Regions from separate parts of the Mus musculus genome. Here region 1 is linked to region 2. Evidence: chromatin loops called from intact Hi-C (ENCODE). Cell type or tissue: heart. All regions are shown on one strand. Links, peaks and the distances in the headings refer to the core of each region. The heading gives the core; the rest is flanking DNA. Region 1 holds the start of Gm52112 (a long non-coding RNA gene). Region 2 holds the start of Gpc6 (glypican 6).

Evidence for each region. Peaks named below come from ENCODE experiments on the same cell type or tissue, not always from the same donor. Only the 100,000 strongest peaks of a DNase experiment are listed, where the experiment ranks them.
Region 1: it touches region 2 in a loop (3-fold over the local background); 4 of 42 quality-filtered maps call a loop at or near these places.

What each region holds. Positions count from the first base shown.
Region 1 is chr14:117,126,435-117,135,760 of GRCm38, forward strand. All of the region lies in intron 1 of Gpc6 (glypican 6), which reads left to right. Gm52112 (a long non-coding RNA gene) reads left to right here and starts at 1,881. Exons shown (of 2, transcript XR_003951116.1): 1 at 1,881-9,326. In heart, for the core only: a CTCF peak has its summit at 5,100; no DNase peak of the experiment used is centred there.
Region 2 is chr14:116,921,972-116,931,297 of GRCm38, forward strand. It overlaps Gpc6 (glypican 6), which reads left to right and starts at 3,326. Exons shown (of 9, transcript NM_011821.3): 1 at 3,326-4,124. The coding sequence starts at 3,965. In heart, for the core only: a CTCF peak has its summit at 4,578; DNase peaks (open chromatin) are centred at 3,380, 3,870, 4,260 and 4,860; H3K4me3 peaks cover 3,924 bases; H3K27ac peaks cover 3,105 bases; H3K27me3 peaks cover 494 bases.

The DNA.
Region 1 (9,326 bases), core at 837-8,836, 200 kb after region 2:
TTATTTATTTTTAAATTTCGTTTTGATATTACAATATCATTTCTCCCTCTCATTTCCTCCTCCATGCACAGCATACATCGCCTCCTTTGTTGTTTTTCTAATTCCTGGGTTTTCTGCATAATGTTACGTGTATATACATCACTTAGTATTGTATAATCAATTGGTATTCTTTTCCCCAGGGAAACTATTTTTTTTAACTTTTCCAATTTTTTATTATGTATTTTCTTCATTTACATTTCAAATGCTATCCCAAAAGTTCCCTATACCATCCCCCTATCCACCTACTCCCACTTCTTGGCCCTGGCGTTCCCCTGTACTGGGGCATATAAGTTTGCAAGACAAAGTGGCCTCTCTTCCCAATTATGTCCCACTAGGCCATTGTCTGCTACATATGCAGCTAGAGACACGAGCTCCGGGGGGGGGGGGGGTACTGATTAGTTAATATTGTTGTTCCACCTATAGGATTGCAGACCCCTTCAGCTCCTTGGTTACTTTCTCTAGCTCCTCCATTAGGGGCCCTGTGTTCCATCCAATAGGTGACTGTTAGCATCCACTTCTGTGTTTGCCAGGCACTGGCAGAGCCTCAGGAGAAACAGCTCTATCAGGGTCCTTTCAGCAAAATGTTGCTGGCATATGCAATAGTGCCTGTATTTGGAAGCTGATTATGGGATAGATCCCTGGGTGGGGCAGTCTCTGGATGGTCCATCCTTTCGTCTCAGCTCCAAACTTTGTCTCTGTAACTCCTTCCATGGGTATTTTAAGAAGGGGCAAAGTATCCACACTTTGGTCTTCCTTCTTCAATGTGTTTTGCAAATTGTATCTTGGGCTAATATCCACTTATTAGTGAGTGCATATCATGTGAGTTCTTTTGTGAACTCAGGATGATACCCTCCAATTCCATACATTTGCCTAGGAATTTCATAAATTCATTGTTTTTAATAGCTGAGTAGTACTCCATTGTGTAAATGTATCACATTTTCTGTATCCATTCCTCTGTTGAGCTACATCTGGGTTCTTTCCAGCTTCTGGCTATTATAAATAAGGCTGCTATGAACATAGTGGAGCATGTGTCCTTCTTACCGGTTGGGACATCTTCTGGATATATGCCCAGGAGAGGTATTGCTGGATCCTCCGGTTGTACTATGTCCAATTTTCTGAGGAACCACCAGATTGACTTCCAGAGTGGTGTACAAGCTTGCAACCCCACCAACAATGGAGGAGTGTTCCTCTTTCTCCACATCCTTGCCAGCATCTGCTGTCACCTGAATTTTTGATCTTAGCAATTCTGACTGATGTGAGGTGGAATCTCAGGGTCATTTTGATTTGTACTTCCCTGATCATTAAGGATGTTGAACATTTTTTCAGGTGCTTCTCAGCCATTTGATATTCCTCAGGTGAGAATTCTTTGTTTAGCTCTGTGGGATGCTATTTTTCTACTCTGGACTTTCTTTTGCTATCTGTAGTTCTTCGTCTAGGAATGATATCTTGTAAGTTTTTCTCTTCCACTTAATCATACCCTAGATGTTGTTCTTTTTTCGGTTGTGTTTTGGCGGTCATGTCTGTGACATTAAGGCCTCCTCTTCCTCCTCCTCCTCCTCTTCCTCCTCCTCCTCCTCCTCCTCATCCTCTTCCTCCTCCTCTTCTTCCTCCTCCTCCTTCTCTTCTTCCTCCTCCTCTTGCTCCTTCTCTTCTTCCTCCTCCTCTTGCTCCTTCTCTTCTTCCTCCTCCCTCTTCTGTTTCTCCTTTTTTTCTCTTTTTAGAGTCCTGACTTTCCCGGAACTCACTCTGTAAACCAGGGTTGCTTTGAACTCACAGAGACCACCTACCTGTGCCTCTGCCTCTGGCCTCTGCCTCTGCCTCTGCCTCTGCCTCTGCCTCTGCCTCTGCCTCTGCCTCTGCCTCTGCCTCTGCCTCTGCCTCTGCCTCTGCCTCTGCCTCTGCCTCTGCCTCCTAAATAGGAGGATTAAAAGTATACACCACCATATTAGGAAGGTTTAGGCTTTCTTAACAAGATTTAAAAACATGTTTCGTTTTCCTCAATGTAGCTACTTCAAGATAGTGAACTCATAGGTCTTAGTGAAGAACCTACAACCACCATGTAACAAAACTATGATATTCTCTAACTATATTTTAAATAATTGTCCCTTTATGCACAGATAAAGTTCTTCTCATCCTCATTACGGAAACTTCATTGTACATAAGGTAGAGACCATTACACAAGACCACAGTAGATCAATATGTAGAGTTGTGGGGCTTAGTCCCAAATGATGCATCTACAACTCACCTCTTGTCTTAAGGCTCATGTGGAAGAGGACCCAGACACAGACTGTAAGCACCGGAGAAACAGAGAGTTTGCTATGTGATGCTATCTTCTGAAAATGTCAGAGTGCCTACTACATTCATTTATTTTAAGGAGTTATTTGTTTTATTTGAATGAATGTTTTGCATGCATGCGCATAAGTATACCCCATGCCTTGAGGCCATGGACGCCAAAAGATGGCATCTGATGCCCTGAAAATGGAATTGTGTCTAGTTGTGAGCCATCCTGTGGGCTCTGGGAGATGAACCAAGCTTCTTTGCAAGAACAGGTGCTCACTGAACTCTCTCTCCAGCCCTTATTCATCTCCTTATTTGTTTCAATTATTTTTTCATTTTTAGAGATTACAGTATAATTATATCATTTCTCCCTTGCATTTCCTTCTATCCCACTTTTTCATATTAGATACTATTATTGTACATAGAGATATATAATACATAGAGATACAATTCAGTATCTTTGAGGCCAGTTTATTTTGAAAGCTAGCATTACTCCTACTCAATTGGCAGCTATCATTAGCAATAGCTGTTTATAGTATGAACAAGCTATAGGCACATAGCCCACTTCTGTACAATAACATTGCAACTGTGGGCCTCTGCACGCTGAAATAGTTCAGATACACAACTCATTGAAGGCCATTGATAAATTTTGCCATATTACACATGAATGCCAGTCCTTGATTACTGAGCATGCCCACCTCTACACTGCTGTCATGTCGGAGAGAAAAATAACTTTCCCAGGAATGATGGTTGGCTTCCCTTTCTTCATCCCGTTGTGCATTTCAAGTTAGACATCCAACATGAAATGACATCGTAATTTTAAATGATAGCACATCTTCTTTTGTGTTCTCACTTGGGCAATTCAAAGGCCTGGAAATGACCACACTGAGAGCAGGATATTGAGTACTTAAAAATAAGTATAAACACACAGGAAAGAGTGTTAGTGGTCAAGGTCTCCCCCCGTAAGGATTTGGATTTGGTTCCCAGCACCCACATTGTAGTTCTCAAGTGCACATTATGCCAGCTTCAGGGAGTTCAGACTGTCTTTCTGATCTCTGTGGACACTGTACACATATATTGATCCAACACATACACGCAAATAAAACATTTTTAAAAGAATAACTAATATGAACAAGTTGTTTTCTGAGGTGCATACCATTAATATAATAGCAATCATTGAAACCAAGTATCTTACATTTATCATTGCTAAATATTACACTTGAGTTTCTAGTTTAGCCGAAATATTCATTATTATATAGTAGAAATCAGGGATAGACTTAGGTCATTGTCATCAAGCCTCTGAGACTAATTTGATGGCTTAACTATCAATATTCTTGGTGAAGGTATAATCTATTGCCAATACTTTCATATTTAACATTTAAAAGTATTTCTTTTTAATAAAAATCATTGATGTTACTTTAGTCTAACATAGATTTTAAGTATTTAGTTTTCTTTAAGAATACATGGAAGTTCCCATATGGTTAAGACATAAATGTATTTCTGATTAATTTCAAATATGTGTTTGTTGTCCCGTGACATCATTATAAGTCATTGTCCCATTAATGGTATAAGGAAAAGGTCCTATTGCTTCAAGGACAGTGGGGTTGCAATTATCCACTAAGATTTTTAGGTTATTTATAATTTGTAACTGTCCTCTGGTTTTTGGCTGATAATTACATATTTCTATGATGTTGAAACAAGTCTTCATCCTTCCAAAGAAAACCCAAGACAATGACCAAGTCAGTAAGTTCCCAGTACACATTGGAGACATGTCAAAATCTACTTAACTATCATAAACAAACAGAGCACGATTTTCCCTTGAATAAACAGGGGCCAGTGAACAGCAGGACATTTGGAAGCAAACTTACATATTCTAGGGCTCTGAGTTAATATCATTTTCAAGGATTATTCTCATGTATTCAGCTAGAATGGAAACATAAATGGAGTCTGATTCTTTGCTGGAGGAAATGATTTTCTGAAAGGAAGCTGGTGTTGAGAACTCCTTTAATTACTTCTTTCATAACTATTTGTTTCTTAGACACCAAATAAGTACAATTTTAACAGCAGGTGTCCTTTTTAATAAAAGAAAAAAAATGTATGAAACCCTTTAATCTTAGTATACTGCTGTATATGAGAACCACTTCTTTAAAATTATTATGTAGGATATTCATTGGTACTTGGATTAGTGTTTTCGAAACTGGAGCTGATTTTCTCTTGTGGGGGTTATTACGAGAGCTGAGACATTGTTGCCGAATGTTTTAGGATATTTATTGTGTACTGACCATGAGAATGATTAAACCTGTTGGAAAGGTAATTTCACCCCATAGATTGTTCAGTCTGGAAACCACTTGATGTTCGAGTTTCAACTCAGGAAGCTTTCTTGTCTCAGTAGTGAATTTAGACTGCTTTCGGTTCTACTGGATAGGTTTAGTTCTCTGGAAACCAGGTAAGGAGACCGACATGGAAACCTGCCTGAATGTAAGCAGCCAATGAAGCGCGGCATGACATCCTCATCTGTAAGTCATTCTGAACAACAGCAGTCTAACTCTGTTAGCATTGCATCAACACCCCCAGAGTTTACAAACAAGTTGTTCTGTGCTGATGCTGGCCGGAGGCAAGCCCAGCTACTGGATGTAGTCATCCTTACCCAGAATGCTTGCTGGAGCTTCTGCAGGCACAATGTAGGGAAGATGATTTGTAGTGATGCCAACTGGGATTAACACTGGGATACAATGGCTGCTGTCTCAGATAAACTGACCTATGCTCATGTTGCAATAGTATGAAATGACCACCAGGGGCACACTAGCACTCCAAGGAGAACCAATAGTGTAGACAACATTCCAGTGTCTAAACAAACATATACTCCAACTTACTTTATTAGTGCCTCAGAGATAGATGACACTGTTGAAATAATCTTTGAAATCCCTCTAAAGACAACCAATCTCTGGTATGCTGGACTTTTTCAGGGAGAGAGAAATTCAAAACCATTCTATAGCTGGCTACACAAAGGCAATGAGAAAGGGGGGATTTTCTTTGCAGTACTACAGCTTAAGCTACTGACGGAACAAATCACAAAGAATTGTTTGCCTGGAGGCTAGCTGAACCAAATGCCATCTCTACTTTGAAGGATAGACTGTGTAACTAGAATGAGGCTGTATCACACTTTTAAAAGGGTGTGCCTGCTTGGAAAGAGGAGTCAAAGCGTGTTACCTGCCAGGAGCCCTTGACATGTTCTCTTTACTTATGTATCTGTCTGTATCGATATGAATGCCTACATCACTCTCTACCTAGCATCTATATTTTGTTCTAGAACCTTTTGTAGTCCAAAGATAGTCTTCAAAAGAGGTTGAGAATCTGAGATTTCAACGTCCCTATTTTAACCTGGAAGAGCTCACTTACACAAAGGTACCAGAATAAAGATCTTAGCTGGCAAATAAATGTACAGATCTAGGATGTTTGCACAATTCTGGGAATAGGTATTCCAAAAATTTCCTAGGAACGACATAAAGTCAATGTTGTAGGCCTAGAAAACACAAGCAAGGGCAAGCATTGCTTTCTTTCCTTTGCAATGAGTAGAGAAGCTACAGGAAGGAGAACCATCCAGGTTCACGAGGATGGAGAATCCATGTTCATGAGGGTGACAGGCATGGACTGAGAAGCAGACATACAACACGGTCTCTGGGAGCAAAGCAATAATTCCTTTCCCACGGTGAGTTACACAGAGACATCAGGGGCCAAGTTCCTCTAGATTAATTTATTTTGGAAACAGAAAGAAACAAGACATGCATAGAGGAAGGAATCTGTGAAGTCATTCCTGAAAAATGAAATTTCTAACCAAGGCAAGATAAAAGCTGCATTTTGGAAACATTGATAAGTGAATGTCAAATCATACATTTCTTATGAGGCAATTTGGTTACTTTGGCAACGAAGCTATAACTTCTTGTTTCTGATGAGCACTGTTCCTTTCATTTCCACCTGTGGCTTTTGTCACTGTGTCTCCAAGGGATGCTAATGCTCAAATGAAAACTAATTAACATTTTAAAGTGTAAAATATACACATTGATTTAGGGGGTATGTTTCCTTAATATTGCGTTCACTGACACATAAAAACACATCCTGCTGATTTCTTCGCTTCTTTAAAGGGGAGGCCTCTGCGATGCTTAATTAAATTTAGTGTTCTTCTTATTATCTTGGTTACATTTTCCATTTTCTAGTAAATAAAGCTGGTGAAATTTAAGCTGGGTACTAGAAACTAGATTTTGCATACAAATTACTCCTTTAGAAAGTAGCCATGCGAACACAAACAAGCACTGTTTTTTTTTTTTTTTTGAAGCAGCAGTTTTGTCAAGATATAATTTACACAAAATACAATTTATCTCTTAAAGCATACATCACGTTGAGTATTAGTATATCTTCATTGCTTCCAAACCACAGTTTCCTTTTCTAGAGCATTTTGGCACACACTGAAATCTCATACCCTTTTCTAGACCCCAGTTGGCACCACTCAGTTTTCTAGGGCCATGCGTTTGTCTACTGAATTCCTGGGAAATGTGCTTTTCCTTCACTCCATGATGTGACACCAGCAGAAGTCCACCCATTTTGTGATCTAATAATATTCCACCCAGTGTAATTTTCCCTCTATTTACATACAAAGCCATTAGCAGACCTTTCAGTTGGTTCTGCGTTTTTTGTAATAAATAATGTTATTTGGAACACGTGTTGCCAATTCTATTTGTGAATATATATTTGAGTTCTCTTGAGTACACATCTTGGAATGGAATTGCTGGATCACCCAGTGAGTCTGTGTTGAAACTGTGCTGGGAGTAGCTGCCCACAATCTCACCGAGCAGCCTTGCCCCTTAGTGGGCTACTGGTGCATGGGAAGCCCCGTGCTCCCGACTGCAGCGATGGTTGGTCTTGTTTGCTCCTTTGATTTCACTCACCCAAGGGTTATAATGTCCTGTAGTCAGTGGCTCTGACTTTCAATTCTCTGATGGTCAACAATGCTGAATGTCTTCACAAGGACCTAGTGGTCACTTGTGCAGCATCTTCAGAAAAGTGCACGTTTAGTTAATTTGTCTGCAAATAGTCTTTTATCTTGCCCATTCTCTCTTCATTTTCTAGATAGTTTCTTTTGATTTTGTTTTTAGTTTTAGTGATTTTGGTGTAATTTTCATTTATTTTTTAAATATATACTTTTGATATTTCATATGACTCTTCCCAAGTTCAGAACAATGAGTGGTTTAGTCTTGTTTTTTTTGTTTGTTTGTTTGTTTGTTTTTTGTTTTTTTTTCCCTAAGAATTTTATTCCGTTAGTCTTCACACTTGCTTCTGTTGAGGTCACATTGGCATTTCTGATGATTCTGGTCTCTTGCTCCATCCTCCTGTCTATAGATAAAATATAAATATTATAGTCTCACTTCTTTAAAACAGTTTGGCACTGGGAGCAGAAAAGGTAGGAATTATTTTATTTCTAGACTTTCAGTTTTCCTCCATTATTGTCTTTGTCTGTCTTCATGTCAGAAGCTTATTGTCTTGGCTCCTGTGGTGTAATAGCAAGCCTTGAAGTAGCACATGAGGCTCCTGCAGCTTTTCACTTGAAGTAACCGTTCAGGCTCTTGGGTTGCCCTGCGTGTAGTGTGAAGTTTAGATTCCACTTCTCAGTTTGTAAGGAATTGCTCTTGATCTAGGGCCAATGTAGAGTGCTAACACCGTCCTTTTAGTTTGTGACATCACTTATTGAAGATTTCACTTCTTGTAGTTAGGCTTTGCAGCTTCCGGTGTGTAAGTCTTGTATTTCTCATTATTTTTATCCCTAAGCAGTTCATTCCTAACTGCGTTTTTACACATTCCCTTTCAGCGCACAGAAATAACATTCTTTTCATGTGATGTTTTTATCATCTACAACTTTGCTGAAGTCCCTTATTACTTCTATGTTTAATAGTTCCCCAAGTTTCTCTCTATCCACACGATAGTAGTCTTATCATAGAGACATCTTCATTCCCTTCCAATCTGAGTGCCTTTTCTTTCCTTCCCTTGCCTAATTGCTGTTCTGATAGTGTGATATTTTAAAAGGATTAATTCACCTAAGGTAAGATGGAGACTAATTGGTTGTATTCTCCTAAAGTTAGCTTTAAGCTTTGTTCAAAGAAAATTCTAAAATCAAACACTGAAATTTACATGAATTAGATGAAAGTTAAAGTCTCTCTTGAGAAGGTGAAGCTTGGAAGTGTTTAAGGTCCTGTGCATGGTTGTCCACTTCAGCTATAGATATCTGAACCTGGGCCACAGCAGCAATCACTGCTCTACGCTCTGATCTTTTGGGTATTTTCTTCTAAAACATGCATTCTTAAAGTTCTATTAATAGGGGTGAAGTTCATTGAAGTACAAACTCGTGCATAAAACCATACAATAAATATTTCATGTCACCTGTGGTTTTTGTTTCTGTTTATTCTTGCAGGTTTGTTTTATATTTCTAGGCAAGTGCATTCTTAGCCATTCATTTGACCTGTATACCAAGAAGAGAAGTTTCCTCTTATCTGTCATTTTTGTCATTTTATTTTTTTGGTGCTAGTTTTCTGTGAGGAGCCACTTGACTTTGTGGTACCCATGACTTAGTAATTGGCACTGGGAAGGTCAGAGAGTCTGATGTTTGCTACAATGTATTGGAAAAATATCCTAAATAAACTAAGCCAAGCACACACACACACACACACACACACACACACACAATCTATGGGAATAGGTAATTAAACATACAATTTACATAGAAATTCTAGAAATAAACAATTTGTTCATGTTACCCTATCCGTTGTTCTAAGTAGGGTGATGAATATGCATTGAGCACCCCTAAAACAATCAGCCAGGGCCTGAGTCATGACATCAGTACTGTCTCCAAAGGTTCTGTCCTAGCCCACACTCATCACCAGAACCTTAGGAACAGTTTTCTTCTGTTATCAAATGACTGTCTAGGATGTGTTTATATGTGTCAGGGAACGCAATATTAAGGA
Region 2 (9,326 bases), core at 534-8,533:
ACACACACACACACACACACACATATACACACACACATTAGTGTTACTATTACCGTGATGAAACACTGTAACGCTGTGACTAAAAGCAACTTGGGGAGGAAGTTTTTTCATTCCTGAAAGCATATGGGACAGGAACTGAAACAGGACAGGAACCTGGAGGCCGAAGATGATGCCGTGGACAAGGAACGGTTTTGTTCCCTGGCTTGCTTCCTAAGACTTGCTCAACAGTCTTTCTTAATGAACCCAGGACCAAGAGCCTGGCTATGGCACCATCCACAATGGTCTGGACCCTCTCCTATCAACCAGTAACAATGAAAAGGCCCTACAGGCTTGCCTACAGCCCCATCTTATGGAAGCATTTTCTCATTTGAAGTTCATTCCACTCAGATGATTAGCCTGTGTCAAGTTAACATAAAACTATCCAGCATGTTTTGTGTGTGTGTGTGTGTGTGTGTGTGTGTACATGCTTAAAGGGGGGGGGGGGGCCTGGATTCCATGGAGCTAGAGTTCCAGGTGGTTGTGATTCACTGGTTCATCTGATATGAGTGCTGAAACTAAGCTTGGATCTCTGAAAATTCAGTAAGCTCTCTCAAATAGTGAGCCATCTTCCTATATTTATCTTGCTTTTCAATCAGGAAAATATTTCTCAGAAATCTCATCTTAAATCACTTTAGTCAGAAATGGTTCCTCCACCCCCGCTCTACAGTATTTAATTGGACAGAAGAAGGATGGCCTGCAGTGACTTAGGTCAAAAGAGATTCTTTCCTTGGGCTGGACATGTTTCGCAAACACATTTCTCAGGGTGATTGACGGAGGATGCCTGATTGGCCTGCCACCCCTGGTTGCTGAAGACCAAGTTGTCTCACTAAGACTCAAAGTCTCTAAAGTTCTGTTTATATTTTGACCCCAAGGATTCTAAAAAACATCTGGGCTTAGAAAATGGATCGGAAACAGGAGTCTTAGTGGCCATAATCTGCGTTTCCAACAAGACCCGATGCCGGCATTTCAATAATCTTTTTTTTTTTTTTTTTTTTTTTTTGTCTATTGAACCAAACATTATATCATACAAATCCAGTCTTCAAAGCTTATCTTCACACACATTCTTCCCATTTCCCATCTCTCTAGCTTAAGCCTCAAATACCTAAAACTGGCACAATGATTCCAGTGTACCTTCTAGCCGCCTACTAAATCTCCTTTCTCTGTTTGCTTCCTCTGAATAATATTCTTCCATCTTCCTTTTCCTTACTCTGCCTGGTATAGACGTGGCAGCTGTCATTCAAGACCTTGGTCAACAGGTTTACCTAAGTCATAGATACTCTCTTATTCTCAACGGATTTCTATCACATCCCCTTCCCATTGCCATGCCTCATCAAGCTGTGGCCTCAGGTAGAATCCTGGCCTCATTCCTTTAACACCACTTCGAACAATGCCGTATTACACAATATGTGGGCTAGGCAAATGACCTAAGTCCTTGCTCTGACTAAAGTTCACAAAACAGCCCCAAACTTGTTGACCCTTCCAGTAGAATTAAGCTCATCTCTTTATGCTTGCTGAATCTGGTAATATTCTGTGTGTTAGCCTTCTTACAAGTCTACAGTGGCAACAGCTACTGACTTATAGGAGTATGGAGTGCTCGTCAAATATAAGAGGATTAGCCAAACTTCAGGTAATCATCATGACCCACCTCACTCAATGGCCTTTTTGATGCATATGTGTTTGCCAGTGTACACAACCTTTGGTGTGTGCTCAGAATTGCTATCTACCTTCTTGAAAGTGTGTGTGTGTGCGTGTGTGTGTGTGTGTGTGTGTGTGTGTGTGTGTGTGTGTGTGTGTATGTGTTTCCAGAGGCCAGAGGGGTCAGATATCTCTGGAACTGGAATTACAGGAGTTTGTTTGTGAGCCATATTGTTGGGGAGCTGAGAATCAAACTCTTGTCCTCTCAAGAACAACATGTGATCTTAACTGCTGAGCCATCTATCCCTTCAGCCCCCTGACTACCTCCTTGGAGACTGACTGCAAATGGCTTAAAGCTCCTCAACTAGACTAGACTTCTTTCTGTTCCCTGAGCGCTAGCATTTTGTATGAACTTTTGAAGATGCGACAAGCAAGCACTCTATCACTCTATAAGGAGGATGACGGGCTAAAGAGGAGTTCTTGGAAAAGAAGATGTGCTGAACAATTCCGACAGTAACGAAGGTGCCTAGGATAGAGGCAAATGCAAGGATTTAGGCTCCAGGAGTCGCTCTGGTCACCAGTCATCAGGAAACCAGCATCCTGCAGATTTATACTTCAGTACTACAGAACTAGGCCTGACCCTGTACTGACTTCTCAGGAACTGGGAGACCAGTGTCCACAAGGCCTCACTACTGGATAGCATTTCTTTTCTTCTTTTTCTGATTGGTTAGTTTCAGGAGCTGTGGGTTTCAGGGCAGACTTAAGTATATTTGATCTCTGTGCTCATTAGCGTGAAGAAAGGCTCAGGAAGTTGGTTAAACCCGAATTTTCACTTGCATCCCATTTCACAGACTTCTGAGAACTTGGGAGAAAATGTTAAGGTTATAGTGTTTGAGAGAATCTGATGAGAGAAGATTACAACACCTTGTCCCTCCTGGGGTCCTGTTTCTTGCATGGCCAGCAGCCATTGTTTTATCTTCACATGCCCTAAGCCTAGTGATTTAAGAATCCAGTGTTTTGTAGGTGGAACCTCTCTCTCTCTCTCTCTCTCTCTCTCTCTCTCTCTCTCTCTCTCTCTCTCCTTCCCTCTTTGTGTGTATGTGTGTGTGTGTGTGTGTGTGTGAGAGAGAGAGAGAGAGAGAGAGAGAGAGAGCCGACAGGAGAGGAGTAAAGACCTATGGCCCTCTATCTGTTCTTAGGAAAAAACAAAACAAAACAAAACATTAAGATGAGCCGAAAGCAGCTACCACCTAGAGAGGTGGCTTTGGCCCCGTTCCTAGGTTTCTTTTCTGCTCATTTCTTCCCTGGCTTTGTGTTAGGTACACTGGGGCAAGAGCAACAATTGGAAATGCAATATTCTTTATCTCCAGAAAAATATAGCGTGATAACATTTACTCTCCTCAAACACTTTGTCTTTTTTGGTGGTTTGTTTATATCAGGAAAGGGAACATCTCGGAAGTGTGTGGAGGCCATAAAGTGATTGAGAAAATAGGGACCTTTTGCTGGTAATCTTTCCCCTCCTGCCTAGTGGCTCGCGATCCATTCCAGGTTTTGCGGCCGACTCTGCCTCTGAATTTCGGCTGTGCACTGGGTAGCACGTTTCTCCCTCTCTCCCTCCCCTCCTTTCTCCTTCCCTCTTGCCTCCTGTGTCAGTCTCCAGGATTTTCTCTCTTCCCATTTCAAGAAGACTCTCACTGGCTCCCTCAGTCTATGTGAAGCTGAGGTTTCCCCTCGATCCCGTACATCTCCATCACATACCTCCACGCACACACCTCCCCGAGAGCCCCGCGTTCACACCCACAAACACGCGCGCTCACACTCGCGCCGGCCTGTCCATCTCCCTCGGGGTGGGGGGAGCCGGCGCGCGGTCCCACCTTCGTCGCGCACACTGGATAGGCGAGCTCGCAGCGCTCCACGACTCTGCGGCTCGGAACTCGGACCGCAGGGCTGAACACCCCTACTGTGGTGTTTAAAAAAAAAAAAAGACATTTCTTTGCCTTTTCCTCTTTTCTCCTCTTTCTCCAACGATTTTCTACCGGAGTGGCTAGCGGAGCCGGCAGCCTTCCCAAGGCAGCCCTGGTTGGCTTGCCATCCTCCATCTGGCTTATAAAAGTTTGCTGAGTGCAGTCCAGAGGTCTGCGCGGCTCGTCCCCTCGGCTGGCGGAAGGGGGTGACGCTGGGCAGCGGCTAAGGAGCGCGCCGCAGGCTCTGGCGGGCTTTCGGCTCGAGGGGCAAGGTGAAGAGCGCACAGGGAGCTGGGGGCTGCCGAGGTGGACTTGCATGTTGCACCATGCCTTCTTGGATCCGGGCTGTGATTCTTCCTCTCTCCGGGCTGCTGCTGACCCTCCCGGCCGCGGCGGACGTGAAGGCTCGGAGCTGCAGCGAGGTCCGTCAGGCTTACGGTGCCAAGGGATTCAGCCTGGCGGACATCCCCTACCAGGAGATCGCAGGTAAGCGTGGGCCCCGGGCCCGCTGCAGCCCCGAGAGGCGGCGGGGCGCCCTCTCCCTACCCCCTGTTGCTCAGTTGGTGCTCACTTTCTGCGGGTACCTCCCAGGGACCCCGCGTCCCTGCATCCAGGCGGCGGAGGCTGATCCCGTTTTTCGGGCGGGAGGAAGGTGTGCGTGCCCGCCGCCTCATTGTGTGCACACGCGGGAGCACCCTCGTCCCTCGCCCCTCTCTCCCTGCATTTGCTCCCGCGCCCTGCTACCTCCGTGGCTGGCCTAGAGCCTGGCCCGGCCGCTGGAGCAAAGGACGGTGGAGTGAGGACGGCTAGCGGAGGCAGAAAGCGGAGCCGGGCGCCCATAGCATCCCCCTCGCTGGGGCAAACTTGGGAGAACTGCGGCCGCAGTTTGCTCAGCGCCACCGTCTGAGTGGCGCCTTCTCCACTCCCGCCTTCGCGCCGGCGGGGGCGGTGGAGAGACGCGGAGATTCCCCTACTCAAGCTCTCTGCTCTCCAGGTCCTTTCCAGGGACTGGGCGCCCGGCTCCTGGGCTGGGGACGGGCCACTAAGGGGACCCATTGCTCGGGTCTCTAGGATCTGCACGTTGGAGTCCCGAGGCAGTTGGAGGAGGTGTCTTAGTACTCTGTCTGCTTCAGATTTGGGGCGGACTTTCCCATTAGGGTGCCCCAGTGCTTCCCGGACTGCGGTTGGTCACTCGGGCTGAGGAGACAACCGGGCCACCCGGCGTGGCGCCGGGTCCCGAGCATGGCCTCCCGCTCTGGCCGGCTGGTGCACGCGGAGCCAACTTAAGCAAGTGACCCGATGGGGGCGTTCGTCTCCGGGGTCTGCACTTCAGGTTCTCCGGCTCTCCTGGTCACAAGCATTCCTTCCTCCCGAGCTCTCGAGCCCCCACCCTCTGCCGGAGCAGCAACTTGCAGAGCAGCCTGGGTGTGTGTTTTCCAGCTCTTAGCGCCAACCGACTCCTAGCTTCTTTGGGGCTCTGTGAATGAAACGTGTCGGGGACAGATAATCCTTTGGCTGCTAGGGAGCCGAGCTGAAAGAGGCCAAGGGGAGACTAGGGATGCTGTGAGGGCGCGGGCTGCTCAAACCGGGTAGCTGAAGTCGTCCTATGTGACCTCAGATCGCTAGATCTCCACCAGACACTGTTTTTCCAAAGAACTGGTGGACTAAAGGAAAACACTTGCAAATATCGTAAAACATCTTAGTTTTTAATACGTTGTGGAATTAATGCTTTATGACGATCGGCTTCGAAACGCTGGGGTGAGGGTCTTTACTTATATTTCTATCAATTTGGGTATTACTAAAAGGAAAACAAACCACGCTTATGTATCATAAACAGCGTGGTGCTTTATGTAGAAGGAGCCCCCTTCCCCCTTCCGCACCCTCTCCCCAATTCACAGCTAGGCGTTCCGTTCCCTGGATCTAGTAAGCTTGAGAAAGTGTAGTGAATTATAAGAATACTTACTCTTCAGTCTCTGGGATTTCGCCCACCCGACTTGAGCACTCCCTAATTTGTTAATCAATGACTAGAAAGGCAGTGCTCCTGCAACTCCTTAAGTTTCTTAACCACCATTCCCTTTGTCTACTGTTATTTCATTCTTTCTAATTAATTGATAAGGATCAGCTTCACCTTTTTAACTCACCACATCTCAGGAAATTCAACTTTTAAAACGTTTAGAGTTGGGCTCCCTTCTAGGAACTCGTTTTTTTTCTCCTCTAATCTGGCCATTTTAAAACTGCATCTTTTAAACACACATATTTCCCAACATGATTTCAGAAGATAAGATATCTTCAAGAAGAAAACAGCAAAGTATTTTTAAATTGCATCGGTATTCTTTAGTAGATTCTGAGACTCTCAGGAGACTTGCCTTGACCCTCGGCACCGTCCGGGCGCCTGGCTATGGGGCAGATGGCTATTGTAAATCATTTCTGTAGTCACCAATTACTTTGCAGGAGACTATTCTCAGTGGCTGTACTCATTGTCCAGGAGTTAACTGCAGAGGGCTTTGCTTGTATACTTTTTGTCTTCCCCATTGTTTAAAAAAAAAATCACAGACTGTTAACAGCTCTGAGTCCCTGAAATATATCCACCCCACTGAAATCACCTCTAGCAGGATGGAGGAGGAGCTGAGGACTTTATCTCAAGCCCGGTGGGTGTCCTTCCTACGATGCTGGTGGACAGGATCACGGTCCCATGGAGTCAAAGGCACGTTGGGGAGGAAAAGAATGAATTGTGAGATAACTGAAGGGCTTTTATTTGGGGGCAAAGCGTTTTGTTTTGTTTTTTTCCAAAATAAACTTTACTCAGCGCTAAAGTACATTGCATTTACTATTGCTGTTGGAATAACCACTTAGGAAATATGGTGTTATTAAATAAACACACTCTCCCTCTCTCCCTAGCTCTTGGCAACATTTACATTTCATTATGCAGTATAGGGTAGAGTCTGTGTGGTGGTTTTCCTATCTTAAACCCTGAGTCATCCTTTGCCTTGCTTACACATCCAGTGGTTTGCTTGAGAAATGGTAGGAATTTAAAAGAACTGCTGTTCAGGCTCCAGATTCCAGTTGAGCCATGTTTGCAAGTAGCTTGCTTAGTGAAAATAACTGCGATGTAATAAGAACATTATATTTCATCTCAACATTATTAAACTTTTACTCCAAGCTCACAATTGTAGAACAATGTTGCCCTTTTCAGGGTAGAGAGAAGCTCTTCTAACTGCCAGAGGGGGGGCTCTAGGTAATATATAAATCTAGGAAGTGCCTTCAGAGGGAGAGTCTGCACCATCAATCTTCATGCAGCCTTGATTTTAAACCCATGCCGGCAGATTAGATAGACTCTCCGATTTGGAAGATTTCCAAAGGAGCTGACTCTTGAGCCCTTCTCAGCGATCCATTCTAATATTTCAGGATTCCTGTGGTACACGCAGTGTTTCCTGACATCTAGCCAAAAGGCTTCACAATAGCCGTGCTTGTTTTTTCTTCTTCTGTGTCCTGGGAAGATCCTAAGCTTAGAGCATCAGGAGCTTGGGTAGGAACAGTCTTATCTGCTCACTACTCCCGCAACACTCAGCAATTCCCATTTCTTCCTGGTGCTACACTTCTCAAAGAGCTTTATAGCAGATTATAGCAACTGTTTGTGCTGGGGTGCAGATTATCTGTACAGTGCTTGTCTGCTGTGCCCAGGGCACTATGTCTCTAGCAACACATGCATACCTTTACACATACACTCAAACACTCACACCCACTCATGCACGCACACACACATTCACCCATTATCCCCAACAATGAAGCATCTCACCCTTATAACTATGGGAATCCAGAGACTGTTATTGTAGGGTTTCTTACATGTAGTCTTTTTGAGATCTTAAATTGTACTATTTCTTAGGTCAGAGTAACTTTGTAGCTTAACATGGTTCTTTTCTCTTTTATCTAATGTAACTTTGTGTAATGCTTCAAGTCTATAGGAATTCTGTGCCCATCACCTATTCATACTCAATACTTAAGCAGGCCATATGGCTCAGCTGGTTAAAATGCTTGGTGCCAGACCTAAGAACCTGAGTTTGATTGCTGGGACCCACCTCTTTTTTTTTTTTTTTTTTTTTTTACTTTTATTTATTTATTTATTTATTTATTTATTTTTATTACATATTTTCCTCAATTACATTTTCAATGCTATCCCAAAAGTCCCCCATACCCTCCCCCCCCCCCACTTCCCTACCCACTCATTCCCATTTTTTTTTTTGGCCCTGGCGTTCCCCTGTACTGAGGCATATACAGTTTGCGTGTCCAATGGGCCTCTCTTTCCAGTGATGGCCGACTAGGCCATCTTTTGATACATATGCAGCTAGAGTCAAGAGCTCCGGGGTATTGGTTAGTTCATAATGTTGTTCCACCTATAGGGTTGCAGATCCCTTTAGCTCCTTGGGTACTTTCTCTAGCTCCTCCATTGGGGGCCCTGTGATCCATCCAATAGCTGACTGTGAGCATCCACTTCTGTGTATGCTAGGCCCCGGCATAGTCTCACAAGAGACAGCTATATCTGGGGACCCACCTCTTTGTAGGAGAAAACCAATTCTCCCAAGCTGTCCTCTGATCTCCATATGTGGTCAAAGACACCTACATACACACATAAACACAAGTTCAAAGAGAGAGAGAGAGAGAGAGAGAGAGAGAGAGAGAGAGAGAGAGAGAGAAAGCACTACCAAAGTTTTGATATTTGATAGATAAAAGACGACAACTATTTTTTAAATATCAGGCCCATGAGTGACTCAGCTAACAGTTGTTGAGACAAAAGCTGAAATCCAGGAGTGCTGGTTTGACAGTTGGTCAACCAATCTCTAGTTTGGTCCATTGTTCTACATAATTAAGTCTCCAGCATTTGTTGGATGTACAACATACAAGACCTAATCTTTAACCCTCTTATATGTGTTGTTGGCCAATACATCCATCTATATATTCTTACAAAGTTATGTGTGCTGAATTTATATTGAGTTGCAACACCATTCCCCAAATACCTTGAATTTTGATTTTAGCTTCCTGGGAATTGGTCACCCTCTACCACTACCACTTAATAACACATCTCTACATTTCCTGACTCATTTTTATTGTATTTATATGGTTCTATAAAGCACATACATTGGTTTCTTTCTGTGTACTGGGTCTACTAGAGCATTAGCTTAGTCCAAAACCTGGAATATTGGGTTAGCCAAACAAAGTTTACAATAGATTGCTACCCATAGGGTAGAAGCTGGAGCAAAGTCCTATTTCCACTGACTGGGACAAAATTTAAAACCAACCATTTTTAACATGTACTTTATCTCTCTCAGGTATGTCTGGAGTTGGGGCACAGTTGAACATTAAGAATGCATTAAAATGTCTCTGTCTTTTTATGCAAATTTGTCAATTAGCTATGTCAAGATCTATGGTGAAACTAGGATTCCTTCCCCGCCCCCCATATTCTGGTGATCTGGTGCTCTAAGTCCTTATTTTAGCTTCAAGTATGTACATATGTGAATTCTTCATATGTGTGCATACAAACACACAACACATACGTACACAGGCTTGGCTTTGTTTCATTGATCATTAACACATTTTCTTTTAGTTCATATGTAGTTACTGCATTAACATAAGTGGAAAAGCAGTGTTGAGTAATTCTTACCACTTCTCAGCTGTGCTAAAAGTCTTAGTTTT